3 separate regions of the Homo sapiens genome follow, and all the other regions are linked to region 2. Evidence: read pairs that join two places in POLR2A ChIA-PET (ENCODE). Cell type or tissue: HepG2. All regions are shown on one strand.

What was found. ChIA-PET counts read pairs that join two places held together with the same protein. Peaks named below come from ENCODE experiments on the same cell type or tissue, not always from the same donor. Only the 100,000 strongest peaks of a DNase experiment are listed, where the experiment ranks them.
Region 1: POLR2A ChIA-PET joins it to region 2 with 15 read pairs; 11 of 35 experiments call an interaction of 5 or more read pairs at or near these places.
Region 3: POLR2A ChIA-PET joins it to region 2 with 10 read pairs; 9 of 35 experiments call an interaction of 5 or more read pairs at or near these places.

What each region holds. Positions count from the first base shown.
Region 1 is chr20:31,607,598-31,615,597 of GRCh38, forward strand. No RefSeq gene overlaps it. Among named protein-coding and RNA genes, the nearest start is that of MIR3193, 4.4 kb to the left of the region's middle. RefSeq lists cis regulatory regions at 805-1,380, 2,926-3,524. In HepG2, CTCF peaks have their summits at 3,023 and 5,418 (motif pointing left); DNase peaks (open chromatin) are centred at 434, 1,104, 3,214, 5,404 and 1 weaker place; H3K4me3 peaks cover 1,271 bases.
Region 2 is chr20:31,693,030-31,701,029 of GRCh38, forward strand. The region is part of intron 2 of BCL2L1 (BCL2 like 1); the gene reads right to left. All of the region lies in intron 3 of BCL2L1-AS1 (BCL2L1 antisense RNA 1), which reads left to right. Among named protein-coding and RNA genes, the nearest start is that of BCL2L1-AS1, 22 kb to the left of the region's middle. RefSeq lists enhancers at 5,025-5,972, 6,356-6,405. In HepG2, no CTCF peak of the experiment used is centred here; DNase peaks (open chromatin) are centred at 3,302, 4,312, 5,962 and 6,322.
Region 3 is chr20:31,630,862-31,638,861 of GRCh38, forward strand. It overlaps COX4I2 (cytochrome c oxidase subunit 4I2), which reads left to right and starts at 7,051. Exons shown (of 5, transcript NM_032609.3): 1 at 7,051-7,101. RefSeq lists enhancers at 2,842-3,342, 3,343-3,843 and a silencer at 6,972-7,111. In HepG2, a CTCF peak has its summit at 3,568 (motif pointing right); a DNase peak (open chromatin) is centred at 3,590; H3K27me3 peaks cover 642 bases.

The DNA of each region.
Region 1 (8,000 bases), 85 kb before region 2:
ACACTGTGGGTTTCTGTGTGTATAACTGTTCTATAGATTGGTTGGCATTCCTGGGCCTCTGCGGGTCTGGAGTGAAGGTGGGGACAGCTGTGTTTGGGCAAACCCTTCCTCAAAAGTTCACGTGGCAACTCCCTGGGCTATCGTTAGGTCCTGGGGGCACCAACCCTCAAGGATTGCTGCCAGGTAAACCCCCCTGTATTACATATGGAGAAACTGAGTCCCAGGAATGACAAAGAACTTGTCCCAGACAGGTAAGGGCTATTAATATATTTTGTCAATAAACAATAGAATAAAATCAATAGCCCTTAGCACCAGAAGCCTGGCTCTGCTCAACTGAACCCTTTACAAAAACGATTTCATGGATCCCTGTGGGGCTAAAGGCAAGACTGTGATCCCAGTTTTACAGCAGAAGGAACAAGCTCAGAGAGGGGATGAACAAAAAATCAAATGAAAGATTATGATTTGAGCACTAACATTAAGCCAGGTACACCCCCTCCACAGTTTATGGATTTTATCGAAGAACCCAGTACTTGCAGGCGAATTATGTTCTTTGCTACCTCCTCCCCACCGGCTGCTGTATTACAGTACTAACCTCACGGAATGTAGTACAGAATAAATGAAATAAAGTAAGTGTGTAAAACGTTTAGCACAGTGCTTGGCACAGAATGTTTCATAGTTATAAATTATTATTGTCGCCTGTGAGTCCTTGGAGTGTCCTCGGAGGCACACGTGTGCACGCACGCACTCTCACGTGTGGGCCCCCGCCTGCAAGCCCACCCACGGGGTCTGAGCGGGTTCCCCCTCGCGTACTCCGACATGCAGGGCCTTTTTCCAGGGGAGGAAGGGGCTGCGGCGGGGGCCTGGGCCACCTCCCCCGCCATTCAGGCACACTCTGGATTCCACGTTTCCCTCTGTTCCCCTTTGGCCCAGACCCAGCCCATCTGGAGGCCGGCTCCGCGGCGGCCTGGGAGCGTTTCCATCAGCTGGGCCCGAGGAATGCGGAGCTATTTAACCTGAGCATCCCCAGGTGTACGGAGGCGCCTGGCTGTCTGGGGCCCGCAGCCTTTGGCACAGCCGCGCTAGACAAACAGCGCGCCGCCCCCGCCCTGCCCCTCCGCCCCCAGCTGCAGCCGGGCCTGGGAACCGGCGGGCGCCGGCGGCTTGCATAAGAGGCTCCGGGCCTCGCAGAGGGAGGGGGGACAGAGGCCACCGGTGTGTGTGCATGTAACACACAAAACCCTGCTCCTTTGGAAATCATTAACTCCTTAACCCCTCCTGGACAGGACGAAGCCAGGAGCTGGGGTGGAAGATGCCGAGAAACCCGAGGACCAAGTTTCTTGGGCACTGGACTCTGCCTTTCCGGGGCTGTACTGTTAATTTTATTTAAGAAATACAGAGAGCTTATTGTGTGCTGGGCACCATGCTAAACTCTTTACAATATCAATTCATTTAATCGTCAGAACTTGTTAACGAGGCCAGTGCTATCATCATATGCTCATTTTAATAAGAGCAACCACCACCACTACAACAAGAGTAATAGGCTAACATTTTAGTAGGGAGGCAGGTAGAACACAAGCCCAGAATCAACCTTGATGCTCATCACTTCACCTGTCAGAGCCTCTTCTTTTTTGGAAAACGGGCTTCAGAACCTGGGCTTCAAGGATTAATTGAACCAATGCACCTAAAAAGCATAGCACAGGCTCATGGTAGATACTTAGTGCATATTGCAATAAAGTGTTTTGAGCGGATTGTCTCAACAGCCCTACCAGGTGTGGGCCTACTGGTATATTCACTTTTTTGGTTTTTTTGAGACAGAGTCTCCCTCTATTGCCCAGGCTGGGGTGCGGTGGCACCATCTTGGCTCACTGCAACCTCCACCTCCCAGGTTCAAGTGATCCTCCTGCCTCAGCCTCCCGAGTAGCTGGGATTACAGGCACGTGCCACCATGCCCAGCTAATTTTTGTATTTTTTTTGTAGAAAAGGGTTTTCACCATGTTGGCCAGGCTAGTCTCGAACTCTTGACCTGAAGGGATCTGCCCACCTCAGCTTCCCGAAGAGCTGGGATTACAGATGTAAGCCACCGTGCCCGGCCTGTGTTCACTTTTCAGATGAGAAAACGGAGGCATCAAAGAGGTGAGGTGACCCACCCAAGGCCACATTGCACATTACCTTAGAGGACTTTCCAGAAATCAGACTTGTCTAAATCAGGTTTATGAGGGGCCTCATGTTCCCACAGTATGTCCAGTTTATAAAGCCTTTCATCTTATTTCCAACTGAAATCATACCTGGTCATTATATTTATTTGTTTTAAAAGCATAACTCAGATAAATGCAAGAAATATACACATATCACAATTTTTGCAACCCATATTGGGGAATGTCTATTTTTTTTTTTAAGACAGTTTTCCTCGTCACCCAGGCTGGAGTGCAATGGGGCGATCTCGACTCAACCGCAACCTCCGCTTCCCAGTTTCAAGCAATTCTTCTGCCTCAGCTTCCCAAGAAGCTGGGATTACAGGCATATGCCAACACGCCCAGCTAATTTTTGTATTTTTAGTAGAGACAGGGTTTCACCATGTTTGCCAGGCTGCTCTCGAACTCCTGACCTCAGGTGATCTACCCTCCTCAGCCTCCCAAAGTGCATGAGGCCACCGTGCCCGGCTCTTTTTTTTTTTTTTTTTTTTTTTTTGAGACAGAGTCTCGCTCTGTCGCCCAGGCTGGAGTGCAGTGGCGTGATCTTGGCTCATTGCAACCTCCGCCTCCCGGGTTCAAGCAATTCTCATGCCTCAGCCTCCTGAGTAGCTGAGATTACAGACGCGCACCACCACATCTGGCTAATTTTTATATATTTAGTAGAGACGGGGTTTCACCATGTTGCCCAGGCTGGCCTCGAACTCCTGACCTCAGGTGATCAGCCCTCCTCAACCTCCCAAAGTGCTGGGATTACAGGCGTGAGCCACCACACCCGACCCATGCCAGTCACTCTTATTGAGCACCAGGAACTGCCAGCCAGAGAGAGCTCCCTGCTGCCCAGTGTCACACACAGCAGGGCTTCCTGGTGGCAGGCAGGTCTCACATCCTAGCATGGCTGCCGGAAAGAAAGGAGGTGAGTCACAGGGCCAGGCCAGGAGCTGGGCGAGGCTGGGGCCAGGGTCCAGGCAGGCGCCACTTTCCAGGAAAGGGAAGGGAAGAGGAAACCAGAAGGCCAGGAGGAGCACAGGGAGGGGCGAGGGTGCCCTTATCTCCCTGGACCTGCCCTGGCTGGTGCTGCTTCCTGCTGCAACTCTTGCAAAACCTCGTTCCCAACGCTGTCCTCAAGCAGGGTGCCCCAGGCCAGTACAGGGTTGCATCAAGGCCTTGTGCAAGGGGGGTTAAAGGGAGGACAGTGGCTGGGAGCAAAGGCAGGGCAAGAGGCAAGGCAAATGCGGGTTCTAGGCCCAGTGCCACTTCTGGTTGGGCACCTGCTTCACCTCCTGGGCTCTTAGGATCCCCAGCATTTTTTTTTTTTTTTTTGAGACGGAGTCTCACTCTGTTGCCAACCTCTGCCTCCTGGGTTCAAGCAATTCTCCTGCCTCAGCCCCTCCAGTAGCTGAGTCTACCGGTGTGCACCACGACGCCCAGCAATTTTTGTATTTTTAGTAGAGACAGGGTTTCTACATGTTGGCCAGGTTGGTCTCGAACTACTGACCTCAGGTGATCCACCTGCCTTGGCCTCCCAAATTGTTGGGATTACAGGTGTGAGCCACTGCACCCTGCCATCCCCAGCATTTTTTTTTTTTTTTTTTTTTTGAGACAGAGTCTCCCTCTCTTGCTAGCCTGGAGTGCAGTGGCAGGAGCTCAGCTCACTGCAACCTGTGTCTCCCAGGTTCAAGTGATTCTCCTGCCTCACCCTCCCAAGTAGCTGGGGTTATAGGCACGTGCCACCACGCCCAGCTAATTTTTGTGTTTTTAGTAGAGACGGGGTTTCACCGTGTTGGCCAGGTTGGTCTTGACCTTCTGACCTCGTGGTCTGCCCGCCTTGGCCTCCCAAAGTGCTGGGATTACAGGTGTGAGCCACCATGTCGCCCAGCCTCATTCCCAGCTTTTAAATGGGTGTTATACTCACCGTTTTGAGGTTTCAGTGATATCATCCCAAACCTTTGCACTCCTCAAGCCTCAGGCTAGGCCATTGTACTTCTACCTGTGAAACTAGCCCCAACTGGTTCTTTCAACAAATAGTTTATAAAGCTTCTACAATATACTAGGAACCGGGCCCCAGGAGTTAACAATTCAGATACAAATTCTTGCAGTCTTGGAACTTACATTCTTAGTGGGAGACACGCAGTAGATAAATATGCAGATGTGTAATCAGAGGTGCATTTACCTGGAAATTACTTAAGCTTAAACTTCAAGCCTCCTCACATGGAAAGAGTATCAGCCATGTGTTAGCATGATTTCTGTGTGTTTTGCAAGATTTGCAAAATGTTGTATTCTTTTCCTTAGAGGCTGCACAAACCTAGATCCTCTTCTTTATATATAGACGAGACCGAGCAGGGCCCAAGCTTGAAGGCATAGCTGCAGAAGACAAAGAATCGTGTCTGTGGGTGCTGTTCGTTGCTTGGGTTTGTTTTGTTATTTTATTAATTTATTTTTATTTATTTATATATTTTTTGAGACAGTTTCCTCCTTGTCACCCAGGCTGGAGTGCAATGGTACCATCTCAACTCACTGCAACCCCCGCCTCCTGGGTTCAAGCGATTTTCCTGCCTCAGCCTCCCAAGTAGCTGGGGTTACAGGTGCCTGCCACCACGCCCAGCTAATTTTTTTTTTTTTTTTAATTGTGAGACAAAGTCTCGTTCTGTCACCAGGCTAGAGTGCAGTGGCGCAATCTCGACTCATTGCAACCTCTGCCTTCTGGGTTCAAGCGATTCTTCTGCCTCAGCCTCCCGAGTAGCTGGGACTATGGCGTGCACCACCACGTCCAGCTAATTTTTTGTATTTTTAGTAGAGACGGGATTTCATCATGTTGGCCAGGATGGTCTCCAACGCCTGACCTCAGGTGATCCATCCGCCTCGGCCTCCCAAAGTGCTGAGATTACAGGCGTGAACCACCGGGCCCGGCCTGTTGTTGTTTTAATAGAGACGGGGTCTTGCATGGTTGCCCAGGCTGGCCTCAAAATCCTGGGCTCAAGCAATCCTCCCGCCTCTGCCTCCCAAAGCACTGGGATTACAGGCGTGAGCCACCCTGTCCGGCCCGGTTTTTGGGTTTGAGACCCTAAAATCTCTGGGCGGCAGAGAAGAGCTGGGAAGCGGGCCAGCGCTTTCCAGAGCACCTGGTCTCATGCAGCTGCAAACGCAGGCGCTGTGCCCGCCCCCGTCTTCCTTTGGCCACCAGCGCCCCCTCCCGGGCAGAGCCCGGGCTATGCCACCGTGGGCGAGAAAGGCGGCCTGGTTGCGGCGAGAGGCGGAGGCTGATGCCTTGGTGGCCTCTAGTGGACGCCTTGGGAACTGCAGTCAGAGCTGCAAGCGTGTTAGGAGAGTGAAGAGTTCTGCGCACATGTAAACCCTCAGCCCCTTCTCTCAGGCCCCCTTTGGCTACCGTTTCCCCCATTCTCTCATCCTCTTTCCTCTTCCTTGCTTGTGACAACCCCCTATGAGCCTCATTCCCTCCCTTTTTTTTTTTTTTTTTCTGAGATGGAGTCTCGCTCTGTCGCCCAGGCTGGAGTGCAGTGGCACGATCTCGGCTCACTGCAACCTTCGCCTCCAGGGTTCACGCCATTCTCCTGCCTCGGCCTCCGGAGTAGCTGGGACTACAGGCGCCCGCCACCACGCCCAGCTAATTTTTTGTATTTTTAGTAGAGAGGGGGTTTCACCGTGTTAGCCAGAATGGTCTCGATCTCCTGACCTCGTGATGCGCCCGCCTCAGCCTCCCAAAGTGCTGGGATTACAGGCGTGAGCCAGCGTGCCCGGCATTCCTTCCCTTTTAAAGGAGGAGATCTTGGGCTAATCTTGGAAATTTCTTTTCTTTTTCTTTTTCTTTTCTTTCTTCTTTCTTTTCTTTTCTTTTTTTTTTTCTTTGAGACGGAGTCTGGCTCTGTCGCCCAGGCTGGAGTGCAGTGGCTCGATCTCGGCTCACTGCAAGCTCCGCCTCCCGGGTTCACGCCATTCTCCTGACTCAGCCTCCCCAATAGCTGGGACTACAGGCGCCCGCCACCGCACCCGGCTAATTTTTTTGTATTTTTAGTAGAGACGGGGTTTCACCGTGGTCTCGATCTCCTGACCTCGTGATCCGCTTGCCTCGGCCTCCCAAAATGCTGGGATTACAGGCGTGAGCCACCGCTCCCGGCTTTTTTTTTTTTTTTTTTTTTTTTGTAGCCCAGGCTGGAGTGCAGTGGCGCGATCTTGGCTCATTGCAAACTCATCTCCTGGGTTCAAGCGATTCTCCTGCCTCAGCCTCCCGAGTAGCTAGGATTACAGGCGCCAGCCACCACGCCTGGCTAATTTTGTATTTTTGGTAGAGACGGGTTTCTCCATGTTGATCAGGCTGGTCTCGAACTTCCGACCTCAGGTGATAAGCCTGCCTCAGCCTCTCAAAGTGCTGGGATTACAGGCGTGAGCCACGGCGCTCAAGCTAATTTTGTTTTTTGTTTTTGTTTTTGTTTTTTGTTTTTTGTTTTTGAGGCAGAGTTTCACTCTTTCGCCCAGGCTAGAGTGCAGTGGCGCAATCTGGGCTCGCCACCAAGCCTGGCTCATTTTTTGTATTTTTAGTAGAGATGGGGTTTCACCATGTGGACCAGGCTGGTCTTGAACTCCTGACCTCAGGTGATCTGCCTACCTCGGCCTCCCAGAGTGCTGGGATTACAGGTGTGAGCCATCACGCCTGGCCTAATCTTGGAAATTTCTTTTTTTCAATTGTGAAATGTATCACACCTACAATAGAGCAGATATCACACGTCTGCAGTTTAAAGATAATAATAAAACCGGCCAGGTGCGGTGGCTCACGCCTTTAATCCCAGCACTTTGGGAGGCCGAGATTGCGCCACTGCACTCCAGCTTGGGCAACAAAGACTCTGTCTCAAAAAAAAAAAAAAATGTGTGTGTGTGTGTGTGTGTGTATATGTGTGTATATATATGTGTGTGTATATATATGTATATATGTATGTGTATGTATATATGTATATATGTATATACATATGTATACATGTGTATATATGTATATATGTATATACATATGTATACATGTGTATATATGTATATACACATGTATACATGTGTATATATGTATATATACACACATATATGTATATACACACATATGTATATATACACATATATGTATATATATAAAACTATAAAACACACAAGTACCAGCCTCTCTGCTTGAAATAGAATATTAGTTCATTTGAAGCCTGTGTTTGCCCTTCAGGATAAAATCCCCATAAGATTTTACCTCTTATCCAGAACTTTGTGTTAATCAATTGCTTGTTCTTTTATTTTTTTTCACATATGTACAAGTATGCATCCTTAAACAATCCATTACTTGATATTACCTGGTTTTGCCTTTTATATAAATAAAATCATATTATATGCAATTTTCTGCAACCTGATTTTCTCATGCAACATGAATTACATGAGAGTCATCCATGTTGATTTCTTGCCTTCATTCATTCATTTCCACCACTTTGTAGTATTCTTTTTTTTTTTTTTGAGATGGAGTTTTGCTCATGTTGCCCAACCTGGAGTGCAATGGCACGATCTCAGCTTACCGCAACCTCTGCCTCCTGGGTTCAAGCGATTCTCCTGCCTCAGCCTCCCGAGTAGCTGGGATTACAGGCATGCGCCACCATGCCCAGCTAATTTTGTATTTTTAGTAGAGACGGGGTTTCTCCATTTTGGTCAGGCTGGTCTCGAACTCCCGACCTCAGGTGATCCGCCACCTTGGCCTCCCAATGTGCAGAGATTACAGGCGTGAGCCACCGCACCCAGCCCACTTTGTAGTATTCTATTATATGATTTATTGCC
Region 2 (8,000 bases):
CATAGCACTCCAGCCTGGGCGAGAAAGTGGGACCGTCTCAAAAAAAAAAAACAAAAACAAAAACAAAAAAAAGCATGTAGAAGAATATCCTATATTGTTTAGGAATATATACCTATATATATATAGTAAAACTTAAAAAAAAAAAAAAAAAAAGGTAGCCAGGTGTGGTGGCTCACACCTGTAATCCCAGTGCTTTGAGAAGCTGAGGTAGGAGGATCGCTTGAAGCCAGGAGTTCTAGACCAGCCCAGGCAACATAGTGAGATCCCATCTCTAAAAAAAATAATAATAATAATTAAAAAATTAGCTACTTGGCAGGCTGAGGCAGGAGGATCACTTGAGCCCAGAGGTTTGAGGCTGAAGTGAGGTATGATCATGCCACTGCACTCTAGCCTGGTTGACATGGTAAGATATCACAAAAGAAAACACAGAACTCAGGAGTATGGATGGTGGGGTAGCTGTGATTGGGGAGGGGGTACACAGGGGGCTCTAAGGTACTCACGTTTATTTTTGTTTGTTTTTAGAGACAAGGTCTCCCTCTGTTGCCCACACTGGAGAACAGTGGCGCGATCATAGCTTACTGCAGCCTTAAACTCCTGGGCTCAGGTGATCCCCGACTCAACCTTCTGAGTAGCTGGAGTTATAGGCGTGCACCACCACGCCCAGCTATTTTTTAATTTTAGTTTTTGTAGAGATGGTGGTCTCACTATGTTGCCCAGGCTAGTCTCAAACTTCTGGCCTCAAGCATTCCTCCTACCTCAGCCTCCCAAGTGCTGGGATTACAGGCATAAGCCATCATGCAAGGCAAACATATGTTTGATTATTAATTAATCTGGGTGATGAGTTTACAAGTGATGATTTTCCTATTTTTAAAATTGTACATATGCATTAGATATTCTCTGTTGTATTTATGATAAATTTCTTTAAAAAAAAAAAGTGTACTGAAACAGTGCAATACTCTGAGCCAGAACTGTAACAACTAACTCAACATATGCAGTGTCCGAAGGGTTAAGCCTGTTTCTCTGCCTGTGGGTGGGAGGGCAGGCAGCAGCTGGGGCACAGTGGGAGTTCCTGGCTCCAGCTGGCTCCAGCCTGGATCAAGCACCACGCCCAGGAACTGGCACCTGTAGGGGGGGCTTCTGGACAGGTGGCACCTGTAGCCCTTGGTGACCTGATACATGTGAGAGGCTGGGCCCAGTCAGATGGGTGGTGGGCTTCTGTCAGAGCCCCTCCATCTGGTAAGGAAGTTTGCTGGTGGCAGCTTGGAGCTGGTGAGAAGGGGAAGAGGGTCTAGGACACAGGATGGGGGTGGGGAAGGAAGTGGGTGGGCTGGGCTCAGATACCAAGGGAGGGTGGTGGGATTAGCACCTGCTGAGAATGAGATTAGGTTTCTTGGGAAGGGCTCATCTATCTAATGCTCCCCGAAAGCTGTCTCCCTGTGGCTTTTCTCTGCTGGACAGATGGTGTCTGAGCTGCCTCTTGGAGGGCGGGCTCCTTGAGGGGGTGGTGGAGGTGGAGTGTGACCTGCTGCCTGCTTTCCAGAGGACCTTGAGGCCCTGGGACTTCTTGTCTTCCAACAATAGTAATAAGGATTAGAGCTAACTCTTACTGAAGGTTTACCATATGCCAGGCATTGTCCTAAGCCCTTCATACAAATTACCCTCATTTAGTTTTCACAGCACCCAACTGCCTATCATCTAGACAGTAGGCTTACATTGAAGGAAACTAAGGCTTGGCAAAGTCAAACACTTGCTCAAAGTCAAACAGTAAGCAGGGCCTGGTGGCGTACCTATAATCCCAGGAAGATAGAGGCGGGAGGATCACTTGAGCCCAGGAGTTCGAGACAAGCACAGGCAACATAGTGAGACCTCATCTCAAAACAACAACAAAAACAAAACAGTAAGCAAACTAGGACTTGAATGCAGGCAGTTCAACTCCACAGCCCTAGCAGGAAATCACTATCAGCCAAGGCATCTTCCCCTTATTAAATGGCAGTAAGGACTTTCCAGTTTCTTAAGCCAAAAACCTGGACTCCTTTCTCTCTCACCTCTTATCCAGCAAACATCAGCAAATCCAGTTGGTCCAACCTTCAAATTGTATTGAAGCTCTGACCACTGCTCGCCACTTCCACCACCCATCCACCCTGGTATAAACTGCTGTTATCACCCACCTGGCTTCTCACTGGTCTCCTGCTCCCGCTCTTACCCATAGAGTTTGTTCTCCACATCAGAGAGATCCTTCTAAAACCTGTCACTTCTTTGCTTAAAAATCCTCCATGCCTTTCCACTGCCCTTAAAGCAAGGTCCCATGTGGCCCTACAAGACCTGGCCCCTGGTGACGTCTCAGACCTGATTCCTACCACTGGCTTACTCTACTCTGGCCATACTGGCCAACTTGCTGTACTTTAAATATGTTGGAGAGTCTTTTTTTGTACTTGCTTTATTTTTTAATTTTTTTGAAACAAGGTCTTGCTCTGTCAGCCAGACTAGAGTGGAGGGACAGGATCATAGCTCACTGCAGCCTCAAACTCCTGGATTTAAGCCATCTTCCTGCCTCAGTGTCCCGAGTAGCTAGCTAGGACTACAGACATGCACCACTATGCCCAACTAAACTCTGGCTTTGTCGCTCTGGCTGATCTCAAACTCTCAGCATCAAGTGATCCTCCTGCCTTGGCCTCCCAAAGTGTTGGGATTATAGGCGTGAGCCACTGCATCTGGCTTTTTTTTGTTTTACGGCTTGCTGTTCTCTATGCCTACAACACTATTCCCCCATATATCCGCACAGCTCATGCCCTCACTGCATTCAGATCCAATGTCACTTTATCAGAGAGGCCTTCCTAACTACCCTACCCTTCCTTTTCCCATCCCTAATCCCTTTTCTCTGCTTTATTTTTCCCTATATCACTAAATACTACCTCACATGTTATTTATTTTTTAGAGGTGGGTTGTCACTATGTTGCCCAGGTTGGTCTCGAACTCCTGGGCTCAAGCAATACTCCCACTTCAGCTTCCCAAAGTGCTAGAATTAAAGGCGAGAGCCACCATGCCTAGCCCTGACATGTTAATTTACTTAAAATCTGTCACCCACCTTGGAATGTCCACTGGGTGAGAATAGGGACTTTGGTTCGTTCAGACTGTATGTCCAACCTTTAGCTCAGTCCCTGATATATGACAGGAATGCAATAAATACTTGTTAATGAACAAATGAATGAATGACCAATATCCCTCAGGAAATGACTCAGACTCAAAGGGGAGTAAGGCTGCCTGAGTGTCCTTGGCTTTCACAGCCCTGATGACCTTTGGTACCCCATGGCAGCGGTCAACGTCCTTCCCTATTATGAAATGTCCTGGGTGCATAGCATCACCACTGTGTCATCTACTTGTGCCTGCACCCATGCAAACACACAGGGACACAAAGCTGGAAAAGGGCTGGTTTTGAGAAGGAGTAAGCCTGGGCAGTTGAAACCCAGGTTCGGTGTACTCTAGGGCACTTACTTCTAGGTGACTGTCCTTGCCACTGCTGGCGTACCAAGGTCTCCCAGTCATATGCCCATGCACTGTATACATTTTGGCATTTATTCTCATGAATAAAGTGTCATTAGAGGCCAGACACTGCTGGCTAACGCCTGTAATCGCAGCACTTTGGGACGTCAAGGTGGGAGGACTGCTTGAGCCCAGGAGTTAGAGACCAGTCTGGACAACACAGTGAGACCTTGTCTCTACTAAAAATTTAAAAATAAGCTAGTCGGCCGGGTGTGGTGGCTCACACCTGTAATCCTAGCACTTTGGGAAGCCGAGGCGGGTGGATCATCTGAGGTCAGGAGTTCGAGACGAGCCTGGCCAACGTGGTCAAACTCTGTCTCTACCAAAAATACAAAAATTAGCTGGGCATGGTGGTGGGTGACTGTAATCCCAGCTACTCGGGAGGCTGAGGCAGGAGAATCACTTGAATCCAGGAGGCGGAGGCTGCAGTGAGCCGAGATCAAGCCACTCCAGCCTGGGCAACAGAGCAAGACTCTATCTCAAAAAAAAAAAAAAAAAAAAAATTAGCTAGGCATGATGGCATGTGCCTATATTTTAGCTTCACTATTTTCACATGTAAAATGGATGTCACAGGGCATATGGCTCCTTGGAATATTACATGAGATAACATATTTAAATCATTCAGCAGTATACTTAGCACCCATGGAGTGCTCAATGGATGGTAGCTCTGTAGATCAGCTCTCAATAGAGGGACAGGCCATTAGATAAGCTTGGGGAAGGCTTCCTGGAAAAGACTGGCTTGGTACTGGACTTTGGAGCCTGGATAGAATATACATGAATGTTGGCTGGAAGGAGCCTATTCAAATGGAAGAGGGAAGAGGACAGGCTTTGGATGCTGGCAGTTTGCTGTGTAATCTTTAACAGGTGACTTTCTTTTTTTTTTTTTTAGACGGAGTCTCGCTCTGTCACCCAGGCTGGAGTGCAGTGGCACGATCTTGACTCACTGCAACCTCCACCTCCCGGGTTCATGCCATTCTCCTGCCTTAGCCTCCCAAGTAGCTGGGACTGCAGGTGCCCGCCACCACGCCCGGCTAATTTTTTGTATTTTTAGTAGAGACGGGGTTTCACCGTGTTAGCCAGGATGGTCTCAAACTCCTGACCTCATGATCTGCCCACCTCATCCTCCCAAAGTGCTGGGATTACAGGCGTGAGCCACTGTGCCCGGCCTAACAGGTGACTTTACCTCTCAAAGTCTCAGTTTTCTTCTCTGTAGAATGTGGATACCACTAGAGCATACCTCATAAAACTGTTGGGAGGATTAATGAGGTGCTATACTGATAAGTGGAAACCACTGAACAGAATCCTCAGCATGTGCTGTTGCTGTTTTTTTTTTTTTGAGACGGAGTCTCGCTTTGTTGCCCAGGCTGGAGTGCAGTGGCACAATCTCAGCTCACTGCAATCTCCACCTCCCGGGCTCAAGCAGTTTTCCTGCCTCAGCCTCCTGAGTAACTGGGATGATAGGCACACGCCATCATGCCTGGCTAATTTTTGTATTTTTAGTAGAGATGGGGTTTCACCATGTTGGCCAGGCTAGTCTTAAACTTCTGACCTCAAGTGATCTGCCTGCCTCGGCCTCCCAAAGTGCTGGGATGACAGGCGTGAACCATCGTGCCCAGCCTGGTGATCCTTTAAAAATGTATGTCGGACTGTCATTTCTTGGTTCAAAACCCTCCAATGACTCTTTTTTCTGAGACAGGATTTTGCTCTGTCGCCCAGGTTGGAGTTCTGTGAGATGTGTTCATAGCTCACTGCAGCCATGAACTCCCAGGCTCAAGTGATCCTCCCACCTTAGCCTCCTGAGTAGCCAAGATTATTGGCATGTGCCACCATGCCTGACAAATTTTTTGTAGAGATGGAGGTCTCACTGTACTGCTCAGGCTGATGTTGAATTCCTGGGCTCAAGTGATCCTCCCACCTCAGACTCCCAAAGTTTTGGGATTACAGGCATGAGCTACTGGACCCAGTCGATTTTCCTTCTTTTTTTTTTTGGAGACGGTCTCGCTTTGTCACCTAGGCTGGGGTATAGTGGTGTGAACATGGCTCACTGCAACCTTGACCTCCTGGACTCAAGTGTTTCTCCCATCTCAGCCTCCCGAGTAGCTGGGAATACAGGTGCGAAACACCACACCCGGCTAATTTTTGTATTTTTTTGTAGAGACAGAGTTTCGCCATGTTGCCCAGGCTGGTCTCAAACTCCTAAGCTCAAGCAATCTGCCTGCCTCAGCCTCCTAAAGTGCTCAGATTACAGGCATGAGCCACCACACCTGCCCTTTTTTGCTTTTCAATTAGTGAGTCAAGGGGAGATCTCCAATATATCTCCAATAGTGTGGTGGCTGGTCTGCTCTGAAATGTAAGCAGTTTTTTTTTGTCCCCTTGACCAGACTCTAAAAGTCTTAAGGTCAAAAAGTCCACAAATAACGTTTTGTTTACCCATCCTACAGTGCTAGGCCTAAGCCTCGGACTTAGGCAAAGGAGATCAGAAGGGTCATATGGCTAAATGTAGGTGGACAAGAGGGAGTCGGGGAGGGCCTTCCTGTGAATCCTCCTGCCTCTCAAGGACGCTCTGTTCCCTTAGCTTGAGAAGCCTTGAGGAAAGCTTTTTCCATGAACAAGCTTTTAAAAACCTTTTAGCTCTTTAAAAGCAGCAAGTACCATTCCAGTCATGACCCTGCAGACAGGTGGAACACCCATACTCCAGCCTCATTCTGAAGAGACTTGCAGAGCAGGAAGGAAGGGGTAATGACTTTCAGTTCCAGTAATGTATCTAGAAGCAGCAGCTGATTCAGCTAGATGATGTCACCTTCCCAAACCTCCTGACCAGCAGCTGAGATGGTAAAAGCAGGAAACAGGGGATACTCAGCTGGCTAAGTCCGAACATGCCTCTGGCAAAGGCCTACAGTAACCCCAGGCTCTGGAGGCATCCTCCTGAAGATGAGGAGAAAGAGTCCTCTCAGCTGGGAGTACAGTAGGTGTCCTTCAAGACCCTCAAACCAAGATGCTTCTCCAACTCTCCTTTTGCTAAGCAGCTTTCTGCATATCCTGAACCAACAATCCTTCATTTATTCCAAGAGTGGAGCAGGGGAAAGAAGCCTGGCTTTAGAGCCAGCCCAATCTAGGTCCAAATCCAGGATTCACCACGTAAAGCTGCAGGACCCTGGCATGCAACTTCACTTATCCAAACCTTAGTTTCTTTACTGGAAAAGAAAGTAGGGCTAATGGACCATTTAGCACACAGTCTAGGTGAGGGAATTAAATGAGAAAATGCATGTAGAGTACCTGACATGGGCTAGGTGCTCAATAAATGGTAGTCAACCATTATCCCATTGGATCTCTGCAGAGGAGATTTGAAAGATCACCTCCATCTATAACACAAAAGGAAACAAAGGTACCAACTAGACCCAACAGTGTCAAAGCTGAGTAACTGAGTTGGCCCATGCATATAGTTGCTTCCTAGATATTCCATTACTCAGTTTCATTTTCTGTACAGCATTTAACCCAATCCCTGAAATAATCTTGTTTGTTTCTCGGGCTAGCTGTCTCTCCCATTAAAGTAAGAGTTCTACAAGAGCAATGTCCTTGACCTTATCTTGTTTATCTTAGCATCTTCAGCATGTAGCACAGGGCCTGGCACATAGTTGGTGCTCAATAAACATTTGCCGAATCGCCAAATGAATAGCACCTGGGATGGCCAAAAGCTAAACTGACAATGGCCCCACACTTAACTCCTCCCCTCACTATTAGTTGAAGGCTCTGGCTCCCATTTCAGAAGCTGCCATTGCCACCTGGGAATCAGCAGCCCAACCAGTGGCCAGCATGGGCATTAGTCCCTGGGCACGACCTATCTATTGGGATACCAGGGCTGCCAAGGAGGGCCTTGGAATCCTCCCCCTGGCACTTGAAGATCCTACAAACCTGGTTCTAGCTGACCTTTTTGGCTTTATTACCTAATGAAAGAGACCCCTCCACATATGCCTAAAATTTGACTGCCACTGCCCACGGGTCTCTTCTTGAGAGTTGGTCTCAGCCTGCAAATCTTAACCCACATTGACTCTCCTACTGGGAGCTACAGCCCCTCTTTTCTCCGCTTTGTGGTAAGGCTCGGTGTAAACCTCACCTCTTCTGTGAAGTCCTTCCCTCATTTGGCATTTAGCATTTATTGTTGGCTTTTACAAGATCTCCTTTCATGTATATTATGTCTTTTCTCTCTAATTCAACTGGAAGTATCTTGAGAGCAGAACTGGGTTTCCAATGGCAATATCTCAATTAATAAACCTTCTACAGAAAAGACTCCTTGAAACAAAGTTAGCTAGGTCCAGAGAGGACTGGAGAGGGGTCTAGGCTCCTCCCTGCTGGACCAGCCCCTTTGGCAAAAAGAGGAGATCGTGTTGCCTCAATCCAGGAGCCCAGCTGATGAGGCAGGAAGGGAGCCAGCAAATCCTAGACTATTAGGTGCAGTCTGG
Region 3 (8,000 bases), 62 kb before region 2:
TTGAGACAGAGTCTCGCTTGTTACCCAGGCTGCAGTGCAGTGGTGCGATCTCAGCTCACTGCAACCTCCGCCTCCCGGGTTCAAGCGATTCTCCTGCCTCAGGTTCCTGAGTAGTTGGGGTTACAGGCGCCCACCACCACGCCCGGCTAATTTTTGTATTTTTAGCAGAGACAGGGTTTCATCATGTTGGTCAGCCTGGTCTCGAACTCCTGATCTCAGGTTATCCACCTGCCTCGGCCTCCCAAAGTGCTGGGATTACAGGCATGAGCCACGGCGTTGAGCCTATTTTTTTGTATTTTTAGCAGAGATGGGGTTTCACCATTTTGGCCAGGCTGGTCTTGAACTCCTGACCTCACAATCCACCCACCTCAGCCTCCCAAAGTGCTGGGATTACAGGCGTGAGCCACCCCACCCGGGCCCACATGGCATTTTTATGATCTAGAAGTCACATAGCAACTTTCACCATATTCTGCTGTTTAATGCTGTCACAAAGGTACATCCAGGCTGAAGGAAGGGGGACATAGATCCCACACTCAAGTGTCAAGGTCATAATTGTACAATGAGCATGTCGAATTGGAGATATTGATAGGCTATCTTCTTTGAAAATACAATTTGCCACAATTCCTGATAAACTAGTTTGTAAAGCATAGCTTTGGTCTGTGGGTGAGAGGCCGGGTGTATTGCTCCGGTAGAGCTCTCTCAGATGGAACAGGTGAGTGGGAATAAGACTTGCCCTTGAGAGAAGAGCATTTCAGCAGAGGGAAGAGCAATTACAAAGGCCCTGTCATGGGCAAGGTGGGTGTGTTCTAGGAACTGAAGCCCAGTGTGGCTGGGGCATGGTGGGAGAGCAAGAGAGGCTGATGAAGAAGCTGTATTTGGAAGGTTTGGTAGTGGGGACCTTGAACGTCAGGCTAAGGAGTTTATTGGGAAGCCAGCGGTGCCAAGAAAGGCTCAAGGATACCATGAGGCTGTCCCCACATAGGCTGTCCCCACATCTGGGGGCCAAATACCCATGCCCATGTGCAGGAGCCAATTGTGTCTCAGAGAAGACAGAGGCCCTGGCCTCCAGGATGTGAAGGCACTAGTGCCTACCCCTAGGGCTGATGTGACACCTGCACTCCCAGATCTCACCACCTCAGCCCCTTTGCCAGGTTGGACGCCTCCCTCAGCCCCACTCCTCTAGTGTGTCTGCCCTGGTAGGGAGGAGGAGACGGCAATGGTATGAAGAGATCTGACCTGCCCCAGGAAGTTTCCATCTCTAGGCCACCTGTCCTGTCCTGTCCCGGTGAAATCTAGCCAAGGGCATTCATCTACCCCGATCATGCTATGGGTTCTGCGGCAGGCCAGGAAACCTGCCATTAGTGGCCATCCACTCCTATGGCAGTCCCAGCTCAACGTCAGTTTGTTTTTTTGAGACAGGATCTTGCTCTGTCACCCAGGCTGGAATGTAGTGGTGCAATCACAGCTCACTGCAGCCTCGACCTCCCAGGTTCAAGCACTCCTCCCACCTCAGCCTCCTTAGTTGGGACTGCAGGTGTGCGCCACCACATCCTGCTAATTTTTTGATTTTTTTTTTTTTTTTTTTTTATATAGAGACAAGGTCTCACCATTTTGCCCAGGCTGGTCTTGAACTACTGATCTCAAGCAATCCTCCCACCTCAGCTTCCCAAAGTGCTAGGATTACAGGGGCGAGCCACCGTGCCCAGCCCTCAGTGTTGGTTCTGGCCTGGCGTGTCTGTCCACGGTTTTAGAAGCGCTTGCTGGACGGTCCACCAGAGCTGCGGGTCTTCCCGCGACGTCCTCCGAGCCTGAGCTGCTGCCGAGACACCCTCAGCGTTCGGTGATTCCCATAGCTCCGCAGAGCCTCCGCTCCCACAGGTGAGCTGGGTGGGCCTTGCTCTCCGCTCCTGGCCAGGGCCCTCGGCTCACTGACCTCGCCCATCGGCTCGCTGGCTCTGCCCCCTCGGCGCCCGGTTCCCTTGCTGTCGCCTGGCCCCGCTCCTTGTGGTTAGCTCTGCCCACTCTCGCCTCTCCCCGCTCCTCCTGTACTAGACCTCCTCCCTGGGTTCAAGGGGCTCCCGGGCCTCCTGAAGGGCTGGGGGTCTGGGTCTGTGACGCTTTGTCCAGCTCCTCTTCCTATTTTCACCTTAGGGTCCTGCGTGAGGCCTAGCTCTTCCACAGTATCCCCTCTGGGCTGGCAGGCCGGAGGTGGGTCCTGTGTGATACCTAGAGCCTGGCTGGTGGGGGGATGCTGAGGCCATGGCTCAGGTCTTTGCATCTGGGCAGAATCTGGGGGCTCCCTGGAGCTGATCAAGTGAGCGTGAGCTGCCATCCCTCCTGCTGGCAGGTCTCAGCCTATCCCAGAGCTCTCAGCATGTCGGGCCTGTCACGACAAGTGGCCTGAATGCCGTGTCCGGAGTCCCTTCCACCCTTGGACCCCCCGCGGTTCCAGGAGAAGACCCTTATTCCTCGGCTCTGGGACCCCGAGTGGCCTGCCTTAAGGGACAGTCCGTCTCTTCCCAGGTTCAGGACCTTGAAAGGAGGCTCCGCAGTTGTCCTGCAGGCTATATTCACCGTGAGCTACTCAGGGCCGGCCTCCACCCCATGGCCCTCAGTCCGGGGCTGGGCTTCCCCCACAGATGTTCCTTATCACAGCATCACTCAACTTCTGGAGCCTGATGTTCCCACAGAGGCGGGGGCGGAAGAGGGCAGGGAAGAACAGAGGATCGCCTTTCCCAAATGCCTTCCCTTGGAAGACCCTGTGAAACTGAGGAGATGGGGGAAACTGAGGCCCAGAAATGGTGCCGCTTGGCCAGAGTGGCTGTAGTAGAGCCATGCATAGACACAGGCCACTCACTCCAGTGCAGCCACCGCCCTCCCAGCCACCCTGAAAAAGGTCTGGCAAGACTCATGACCTTCCGCCTGGCGCAGTGGTTCACGCCTATAATCCCAGCTCTTTGGGAGACCAAGGCAGGAGGATCCCTTGAGCTCAGGAGTTCAAGACTAACCTGGGCAACATAACAAGACCCTGTCTCTACAAAGCTTAAAAAAAAAAAAAAAAAAAGACAAGGCATGCTCTCCTCCAGGTTCTTAAAGAAGGAGTGTCTTCCCCTGTCCTCTGTCCATAGGGCTGTTCTGTAGAACATCCTGCTCAGTGACCGAGGTAAGGGGTGGTCCTTTTTTTTTTTTTTTTTTTTTGGAAAGGGAGTCTCACTCTGTGGCCCAGGCTGCAGTGCAGTGGTGCGACTTCGGCTCACTGCAACCTCCGCCTCGCGGGTTCAAGCGATTCTCCTGCCTCAGCCTCCCAAGTAGCTGAGATTACAAGTGCCCCCCCCACCACGCCCAGCTAATTTTTGTCTTTTTACTAGAGACGGGGTTTCGCCATGTTGGCCAGGCTGGTCTCGAGCTCCTGACGTCAGATGATCCACCCGCCTTGGTCTCCCAAAGTTCTGGGAGTACAGGCATGAACCACGGTGCCTGGCCAAGGTGATCCTTTTGGGGGTCTCTCACGTTTGGAATTACCTTGGTTGGGGAAGGGGAGGAGCAGCTCCCAGAGTGACCAGCAGAGGGCGCTGGGCCCAACATGGTCAGTTCTGGGAGCTGGACTCTTGGAACTCGGGAAGACTCCCAAGCTGCCTTCTCAAAGTTTTGTCTCTGGCAGCGTCTAGAATGGAGGTGATGTGCACTCTAGGGTCCCTCTAACACCTTCCCTTGAGCCCCTCGCCTTCTAGGCTCATCTGCCCCCAGGACTAAGCCCCCTCCCTTTATTTATTTATTTATTTATTTATTTATTGAGACAGAGTCTCGCTGTGTCGCCCAGGCTGGAGTGCAGTGGTGCGATCTCGGGTCACTGCAACCTCCGCCTCAGCCTCCCTAGTAGCTGGTACTACAGGTATGTGCCACGACACTTGGCTAATTTTTGTATTTTTAGTAGAGACAGGTTTTCTTCATGTTGGCCAGGCTAATCTCGAACTTCTGACCTCCAGTGATCTGCCCACCTTGGCCCCCCAAAGTGCTGAGATTACAGGCATGAGCCACCATGCCTGGCCAGCCTTTAGAAACTGTCTTTAGCAGGCCCCTGTGGACTCACTAGGGTATAGGAACCCTGATGGAAGGCATGGGGGCTGGGCATACCCCATGGACCTAGAGCCAGGAGACCTGGAAAGCTCTGGTCTCCAGGCCACCGAGGGGACCCCCAGCCCTCTCCCATTCATCCACCATCCGTATACTAACAGTCCCGGGACACATTTACTGAACTTGTGCTCTGCTTCATTTGAACACATCACTCCTCTTCTTAACTTTGGTTGCCTCCCACCTTCATTTTATTTTATTTATTTATTTATTTATTGAGACAGGGTCTCATTCTGTTGCCCAGGTTGGAGTGCAGTGGTGCAATCTCAGTTTACTGCAACCTCCACCTCCTGCCTCAGCCTCCTGAGCACCTGGGACTACAGGGGTGTGCCACCATGCCAGCTTAATCACCTTCTTTAAATAAAATCCAAGCTCCTCACTACCGCCTACAGGTCCTTCTCGGTGGTCCAGCCCACCTCTCCCTCCATCCAGCCTCCCCTTTAACCATGACACTCTGGCCAAGATGACCTCTCTTCTTTTGTTATTGTTTTTGTTGTTGCTTTGAGATGGAGTTTCGCTCTTGTTGCCCAGGCTGGAGTGCAACGGTGGGATCTTGGCTCACTGCAACCTCCGCCTCCCAGATTCAAGCGATTCTCCTGCCTCAGCCTCCCGAGTAGCTGGGATTACAGATGTGCACCACCACACCTGGCCAATTTTTTTATTTTTAGTAGAGACGGGGTTTCACCATGTTGGCCAGGCTGGTCTCAAACTCCCGACCTCAGGTGATCCATTCGCCTCGGCCTCCCAAAGTGCTGGGATTATAGGCATGAGCCACCGCACCTGGCTGTCTCTTCTGTTCAGTTGTTTTTTTTTTTTTTTTTGAGACGGAGTCTCGTTCTGTCGCCCAGGCTGGAGTGCAATGGTGCAATCTTGGCTCACTGCAACCTCCACCTCCCGGGTTCAAGCGATTCTCCTGCCTCAGCCTCCCAAGTAGCTGGGACTACAGGTGCATGCCACCACGCCTGGCTAATTTTTTGTATTTTTGGTAGAGATGGGGTTTCACCGTGTTAGCCAGGCTGGTCTCGATCTCCTGATCTTGTGATCCACCTGCCTTGACCTCCCAAAGTGCTGGGATTACAGCGTGAGCCACTGCACCTGGCCTGTCTCTTCTGTTTTTTGAACATGCTGTGTTTTCCTGCCTCTGGGTCTTTGCACAGGCCTTTTCCTCTGCCTAGAACAGAATTGTAAGCCCTGTGGGGGCAGGAACTATGTCTGGTTTTTTTTGGCTCTATAGCCCCCAACATTTATCCTGGTAAACAAGTATGCAATAAATGCCAGCTGAAACAGGTCTTTATAAGTTTTTTTTAAGTTTTTTTTTTTTTTTTTTTTTTTTTGAGGAGTCTCACTCTACCACCCAGGCTGGAGTGCAGTGGTGCGATCTTGGCTCACTGCAACGTCTGCCTCCCAGGTTCAAGCGATTATCTAGCCTCAGCCTCCCGAGTAGCTGGAATTATAGGTGTCCCCTGCCACACTCGGCTAATTTTTGTATTTTTAGTAGAGACGGGATTTCACCACGTTGGCCAGGGTGGTCTCAAACTCTTGACGTTAGGTGATCTGCTCGCCTCCGCCTCCCAGAGTGCTGGGATTGCAGGCATGAGCCACCACGCCCAGTTTTATAAGTAATTCTTGAATAAATGTGCCTGAGCCTTGTCTATTTTTTTTTTTTTTTTTTTTGAGATGGAGTCTCGCTCTGTCACTAGGCTCGAGTGCAGTGGCATGATCTTGGCTCACCGCAACCTCTGCCTTGCGGGTTCAAGCCATTCTCCTGCCTCAGCCTCCTGAGTAGCTGGGACCACAGGCGCCTGCCACCATGCCTGGCTAATTTTGTTTGCATTTTTAGTAGAGACGGGGTTTCGCTGTGTTAGCCAGGATGGTCTCCATCTCCTGACCTCATGATCTGCCCCCCTTGGCCTCCCAAAGTGCTGGGAATTTTTTTTTTCTTTTTCTTTTTCTTTTTTTCTGAGACAGAGTCTTGTTCTGTTGCCCAGGCTGGAGTGCAGTGGCCCGATCTCGGCTCACTGCAACAGCCGCTTCCCAGGTTCAAGTGATTCTCCTGCCTCAGCCCTCTGTGAAGCTGGGACTATAGGTGCGCGCCACCACGCCCTGCTAACTTTTTTTTTTTTTTTTTTTTTTTTTGAGATGGAGTCTAGCTCTGCTGCCCAGGCTAGAGTGCAGTAGCCGGATCTCGACTCACCGCAACCTCCGCCTCCCGGGTTCAAGCGATTCTCCTGCCTCAGCCTCCTGAGTAGCTGGGATTACAGGTGCGTGCCACCACGCCCAGCTAATTTTTGTATTCTTAGTAAAGATGGGGTTTCACCATGTTGGCTAAGCTGTCTCAAACTCCTGACCTCGTGATTTGCCTGCCTTGGCCTCCCAAAGCGCTGAGATTACAGGCATGAGCCACCGCGCCCGCCCAATTTTTCTATTTTTAATAGAGAAGGTGTTTCGCCATGCTGGGCAGGCTGGTCTCAAACTCCTGACCTCAGGTGATCCTCCCGCCTCGGCCTCCCAAAGTGCTAGGATTACAGGCGTGAGCCACTGCTGGCCTAAAAGATGCTTCTGGAGTAGGAGGCATTGGGCCTGGCTGGAAGGTTTGCGTCTGCAAAGGCCTGAAGAGAACATCCCAGGTGGGAGAAACAGCAAGGAGGGGAGGTGTGGAGGAGGCAGGGAGACCCTGTTCTTGGGACTACTGTCTGCAGAGGGTCTCCAGAGGCAGGACCCCGGTAGGGACACTGATGCAGGAGGCGCTCTGCAGTGCCTCCCCCCAATCTGTGGGCCGGGGTGCCCCCAGGGACGCAGGCTGTGCGCTCCCACGCCCTGCCGAAGCAGGACGTTCCCACGCTGGGGCGGCCCCGAGAAAGGCTGTGGGGCGGGCCGGGGGCGGGCGCCCGCACTCAGGTCCCTCCGCAGCGGGTTCTCAGTTGCTCGCTGGGCAGACCCAGGTCGCGCTCCCACTGCCGAGCCCGCGAGGTGAGTGAGTTGGGGGAGGACCCCGCCACCCAAGCCCGCGCGGGTCAGGGGCGCGGCTCGGTCTCCTGCCTTCGCCGCTGGGTCACGCCCCAGTGGTCCCTGTCTTAGAGGGTTGGGGGGCTTCTTGTAGGTTAGAGTTGAAGACTCCTGGGGAGTCTGCATATGTGTGCCATCTCTTTCCCCAAATATAGATTACATCCTCCCTCTCTTGATATGTGGAGCTCTCCCACCCACTAATCATAATCACTGGCCGGAGCCCCTCTTTTCCAGAAGTGTGGGCCGCCCCCTCCCACTTATCACCTGTAGTGTGCCCCCTCCCTCACTCTATTTGTTGGGTGCCCCTCTCTCTCCCTAGATGTGGGACTCCCCTTCTTTTCCCCAGATGTGTGTCTCCCTCCCTCTGACCCAGTTAAGTCCCCATCCTCTAAAGCCCCTCCCCACCACCATGGATGCCAAACCCTGAGTCTTCCCTGGGGGTGGGAGACTGGGCTCAGCCAGACTGGCTAAGCCCAGTCCCCACCCCAACCAGATCCAGCAGAGCAGGCCTGTGTGCACGTAGGCAGCCAATTAGGGGGGAAGGGGTGGGGGCCAGACCGTCTGTCTGTTCTGCCGGTGCAGGGGCCTCTGGCCCCTGCAGGGAAGAGAGACTCAAGAACTGCTCCCTCTCCACCTGGACCCCACCCAGCTTCCTCTGGGGAGCAAACAAGTGAGCGGGGTTCTCCAATCTGGCCAGACTGAGCTGGGGCTGGCACCAGAACCCAAGCCCTCAGCCTCAAACTCTTCAGACCCTGGCCCAAGACTTAGGCCTCCTCCCACTTCTCAGATGGTGAATTGAGGTCCCAAAAAGGGGCTTCAAAGGTCTAGGACCCCCATTGGCCCCCCGCTGGGGATATCAGACA